Linked DNA regions of Homo sapiens: region 1 is linked to region 2. Evidence: read pairs that join two places in POLR2A ChIA-PET (ENCODE). Cell type or tissue: A673. All regions are shown on one strand.

Region 1 (2,500 bases), 130 kb before region 2:
TAATGGTAGGGTCCAAGCATTTACATGCTTAAAAAGTTTCCCCAACTTGCTCAACCTGCTAGAGGACATCTATGAAAAACCCACACTAACATCATACTTCATGGTAAAAGGCTAGATGCTTTCCCCCTAAGATCAGGAACAAGACAAGGATGTCCATTCTTGTCACTTCTATACAACACTGTACTAGAAGTTCTAGTCAAGGCTATTAGGCAAGAGAAACAAAGAAAAGGAGTCCAGATGGGAAAGGAAGAAGCAAAACTATCTCTTTTTGCAGAAGATATGGTCTTAGATAACAAACGAGTTCATCAAAGTCAAAGAATACAAGATCAGTATACAAAATCAACCTATTTTACCCATTTGCAATGAACAATCTGAAAATAAAATTAAATCACATCTCAAGGCAGCATGTAAAAAAGGGGAAAAAAGAAAATGAAATTAAGAAAACAATTCTATTTACTATAGCTTCAAAAATAGTAAAATACTTCACAATAAATTTAAAATAAGGAAGTGAGAGAAGACATATAGATGGAAGTTGGACACAGTGGCCTGTAATTCCAGCACTTTGGGAGGCTGAGGCAGGAGGATCACTTGAGGCCAGGAGTTCAAGACCAGCCTGGGCAATACAGTGAGACCCTGTTTTTTTTTTTTTTTTTAGACAGAATCTTGCTCTTGTCACCCAGGCTGGAGTGCAATGGCATGATCGCAGTTCACTGCAACCTCCGCCTCTCAGGTTCAAGCGATTCTCCTGCCTCCGCCTCCCGAGTAGCTGGGATTACAGGCACCTGCCACCACGCCCAGCTAATTTTTGTATTTTTAGTAGAGATGGGGTTTTGCCATGTTGGCGAACTCCTGACCTCATGATCCACCTGCCTCACCTTCCAAAGTACTGGGATTACAAGCATGAGCCACCACGCCCGGCTGAGACCCTGTCTTCAAAAAAAAAATTAGCCAGGCATGGTGTCATGCACCTATAGTCCCAACTACCAGGATGGATAAGGCAGGAGGATTGCTTGAGCCCAGCCTGGGCAACAGAGTGAGACACTGTCTCTAAGGGAAAAAAAAAAAAAAAAAAAAAAAAGTGGTAATAAGCATATAAAAAAAAAAAAAGATGATAGTAAGCATATGAAAAGATGCTTCCCAGATGTCATTAAGGAATTGCAAATTAAAACAATAAGATACTGCTGCACACCTATTAGAGTGGTTAAAATCTAAAATATTGACAACACTGAATGCTGCCAAGGATGTGGAACAATAGAAGCTCTCATTGATGGGTGGTAGGAATGCAAAACAGTATAGCTACTTTGAAAAATAACTTGGCACTTTCCTACAAGGCTAAAATTAGTCTTATTATACAATCCAGCCAAATGAGTTGAAAACTTATGTCTGCACCAAAACCTGGCTGGGTGTGGTGACTCATGCTTGTAATCCCAGTGCTCTGGGAGGCTGACGCAGGAAGATCACTTGATCCCAGGAGTTCAAGACCAGGCTGGGCAACACAGTGAGACCCCATCTTTAAAAAAAAAAAATAATAAGCCAGCCATGGTGGCATGCACCTGTAGTCCCAGCTACTAGGGAGGATGAGGTGGGAGGATCACTTGAGTCCAGGAGTCAGGACTGCAGTGAGCCAGGATCATGCTACTGTACTCCAGCGTAGGTGAAAGAACAAGACTATTTAAAACAAACAAACCTGCACATGAATGTCTACCGCAACCTTATTCATAATTGCTAAAACTTGTAAGTCACCAAAATGACCTCCTGTGGGCGAATGGATAAACAAATCGTGGCACATCTATACAATGGAATATCATTCAGCACTATAAATGAGGTATTGTGTCAGAAGAAGATGCAGAGGAACCTTATTGTTAAGTGGAAGGAGCCAGATTGAAAAGGCTACATATACTATGATTCCAGCTACATGATTTTCTGGAAAGGGCAGAACTATAAAGACAATGAAAAGATCAATAGTTACAGGGGATTTGGGGAGAGAGAGAAAGGGATGAACAAATGGAGCAAAGGGGATTTCTGGGACAATGAAACAATTCTGAATGACACCGTAATGATGGATAGATAATATTATGTATTTGTTAAAACACACAGAACTGTAAAACACATTAGAGTGAATCCTAATGTAAACAAAGAACTTTAACCAATAATAATGTATCAATATTGGTTCATCAATTATAACAAATGTACCACACTCATGCATGATGTTAGTAATAGGAAAAACTGTGTACAGGGTTGAGGGGTGGGGATGGAGTATGTGGGAACTCTCTGTACTTTCTACTCCATTTTTCTGCAAAGCTAACACTGCCCTAAAAAATAAAGTCTATTAATTAAAGAAAAAGAAGTGCAAAACTTGTATTCTGAAACCTACAAAACACTGAAAGAATTCAAAGACATACATAACTGGAAAGACATCCTATGTTCATGGACCAGAAGACTTAATATTTTTAAGATGTCAATATCATTAAATTAACCTACAGATTCAACAGAATCACTA
Region 2 (2,500 bases):
TCTGCCAGTGTTTACTAAGATTATGTGCCAGACACTGTGCTGGGTCCTAAGAATGTAAAAAGACACAATCTTTTGTTGTATCACAATGTAAGTGTAGTTAATACTACTGAACTGGACACAACAATGGTGAAGGTGGTAGATCTTATGTGTTTTTGACCAGAATTTTTTTTTTTTGAAGACACCATCTCTGCCCTTAAGGAGGTTGTGGCATAGTGGAGGAAACAGAGAATCCACTAATTCATTTACCTGGGAACTTTTAATTAATAGAGTGCCAATCATATTCTAGGCTGGTGCAGGTGCTGAGGATAAGCCTATAAGCAAACCAGGCACAATTAGTCTCTTATGGAGCTTACTGTCCATGGCCAGCAGGAAATGTGCACCTGCAGTGCCCAGTACAGAAACCACTAGCCACATGTAGTTGTTTACAATTAAATTAATTATGATTAAATACAATTTAACATAGTCTCTGCAGCCACAGTTGAAGTGCTCAGTAGCCACAGGCAGCTGGTGCCACTATAGAGGACAGCACAGCTAGAGAAGGTTTCCATCACTGCAGACAGCTCTTAGCGTGGTCAGTGTGCAGATGGATGAGCCAGATCGTCAAGTAGGGGGCCCTGCCAGTCTCTCCAGTGCCTTTGTGCCAGTTTCAAAAGGTTTTCTCTCTGGGCAGGTGCAACTTCTTGCCAAGGACGAGGCTTGTGGAGCAGGATATGGTTCTGGGCCTAGGAGAAGTCAAGGTGTAGAGAACAGGAGATGCAGATCACCACATGCTCACCAAGTCCCTGGAGTAAAGGACTCCAGACTCTGGAGTTGTCTGATCTCATCTCCCACGACACACTCCCATAGTGCACCACGTGCCCTGCTCATGCTGTTCTCTCAGCCTTCTTCCTTTTCCCATCTCTGTGCCTCCCAAATTCCCTTCAAGGCCCAGGTGAAATTCCACCCTTTTCCTCCTCAAAGCCTTCCCTGAACTGTTTATGAGGCTGATTAACATTTACTGAGCATAGCATTTGTACTACAGTATTTGTGCTATTGGTGGGAGCGTGGTGAGGCTGCAAGATGAAACAGGCCCTTAGACTTTCAATGTGGGTGGTTCTAACTCCCTGTCCTAAATTTGGGCCTTCACAGCCAAGTATATGCATCGTCAGTGCACATCCCCCAGGTGAAGACAGGCTCTAGAACTCTGCACACTTCCTCTTCCCACCCCGCGACTTCTGGCAAGTACTGCCTTACGTATCTTTGTCCCCACTTTTTTCCTCACTAAAAGATACCCAAAAAGGATTCTTTGAAGGTTTCTTGCCTCAATGATCCAACATGAGAAGTGGTGAGACCAACCCTTACCAGCTGACAATGACTTAATCATCTTCAGAGATTCTCAAAAGAAGCTGGAATGTAAATAGCCGCTCAGCTGGTATTGTTCTCAAAGAAGACTTAGATGTAGACAGTTCTCACTCTTCATATGCGTCAGAAAATCCGCTTCCTCTGGGTGAGTTTCAGAAGGGGTAAATGTTGTTGCTCAAATTCCAAAGTGATGAAGATGTGTCAACAAGATGCTTCCTGTGGAATCTCTGGCCAGCTGCCTCTTCAGCCCTGTAGACCCCCTTCTGAGCCCGGGCCCTGCCTGGAGTTAGGCTGCCATTTCCTCTCCTGTTTGCACAGATGGGGCCTTGGGCAGTCAGCCTGAGGAACTGTCCCTGTGCTAATGCTGGGGGCGCAACCCAATGAGAAGAGGACTGGCTTTGAAGTTGGGCCTGGGTTCAAATCCTGATTCTGCTACAGTCAGCCAAGTGACCCTGGGCAAATAACTGAAGACTTCTGAGCCATTGCCATGTTTGTAAAATGGATGGTAATACCTGCATCACAAGATTGTTGAGGGACCTAAATGATAATAAATCTCTAATGTATGGTTTAGGGCTAAGAGCCTGGCCCTGCCACTTACAAGCTGTGGAGTGTCAGGCAAGTTACTTAGATGTTCTATGTGTCTGTCACCTCCTCCCTAAGGGTTGAAAATAGTACAGGCCAATTTCTAGGGCCATTGTGAGGATTACTGAATGCCTGACTCATGATGAATGTTCAGTGAATATTGGCCTCCAGCAACTGGGGTAAGCAAGGTAGTTATTATAATCCCCACCCAGAGGGCCAGGGAGAGTCGCACATTTGCTGTGGGTGAAGCCTGGATGAGAACCCTGCGTCCTAGTCCTGGGCTGCAAATCAAGCCTCTGGCCACAGCCTCCTTCTGGCTGGCTCCCTGGGCCCACTTCCAGGCCCATGGAGCTGCTGAATAGGGGACAGCCCATCCCAGGAGCCAGGCTGCTGGCTTCACTGCCTTCCAGAGGGCCTGGGAAGCCTCTTCATGCCAGTCTGTGGCTTTGTCACTTGCCCCTGATGGAGTCTGCCCTCTCTGTGGGCAGTTTCCTCTCCCTACTCATGGCTGATGTTCACTTCCACGCCCAAAGGAGTGTCATTCTGCCCACTTGGCTGCTCAGGATCAGAGTGGCAT

The links. Peaks named below come from ENCODE experiments on the same cell type or tissue, not always from the same donor. Only the 100,000 strongest peaks of a DNase experiment are listed, where the experiment ranks them.
Region 1: POLR2A ChIA-PET joins it to region 2 with 11 read pairs; 2 of 35 experiments call an interaction of 5 or more read pairs at or near these places.

What each region holds. Positions count from the first base shown.
Region 1 is chr15:40,192,047-40,194,546 of GRCh38, reverse strand. All of the region lies in intron 8 of BUB1B (BUB1 mitotic checkpoint serine/threonine kinase B), which reads right to left. The region is part of intron 1 of LOC107984763 (a long non-coding RNA gene); the gene reads left to right. Among named protein-coding and RNA genes, the nearest start is that of BUB1B-PAK6, 24 kb to the left of the region's middle. In A673, no CTCF peak of the experiment used is centred here; no DNase peak of the experiment used is centred here.
Region 2 is chr15:40,063,443-40,065,942 of GRCh38, reverse strand. It overlaps SRP14-DT (SRP14 divergent transcript), which reads right to left. Exons shown (of 3, transcript NR_040060.1): 3 at 1-722. Among named protein-coding and RNA genes, the nearest start is that of SRP14-DT, 25 kb to the right of the region's middle. RefSeq lists enhancers at 1,117-1,226, 1,637-1,746. In A673, no CTCF peak of the experiment used is centred here; a DNase peak (open chromatin) is centred at 1,512; H3K27ac peaks cover 465 bases.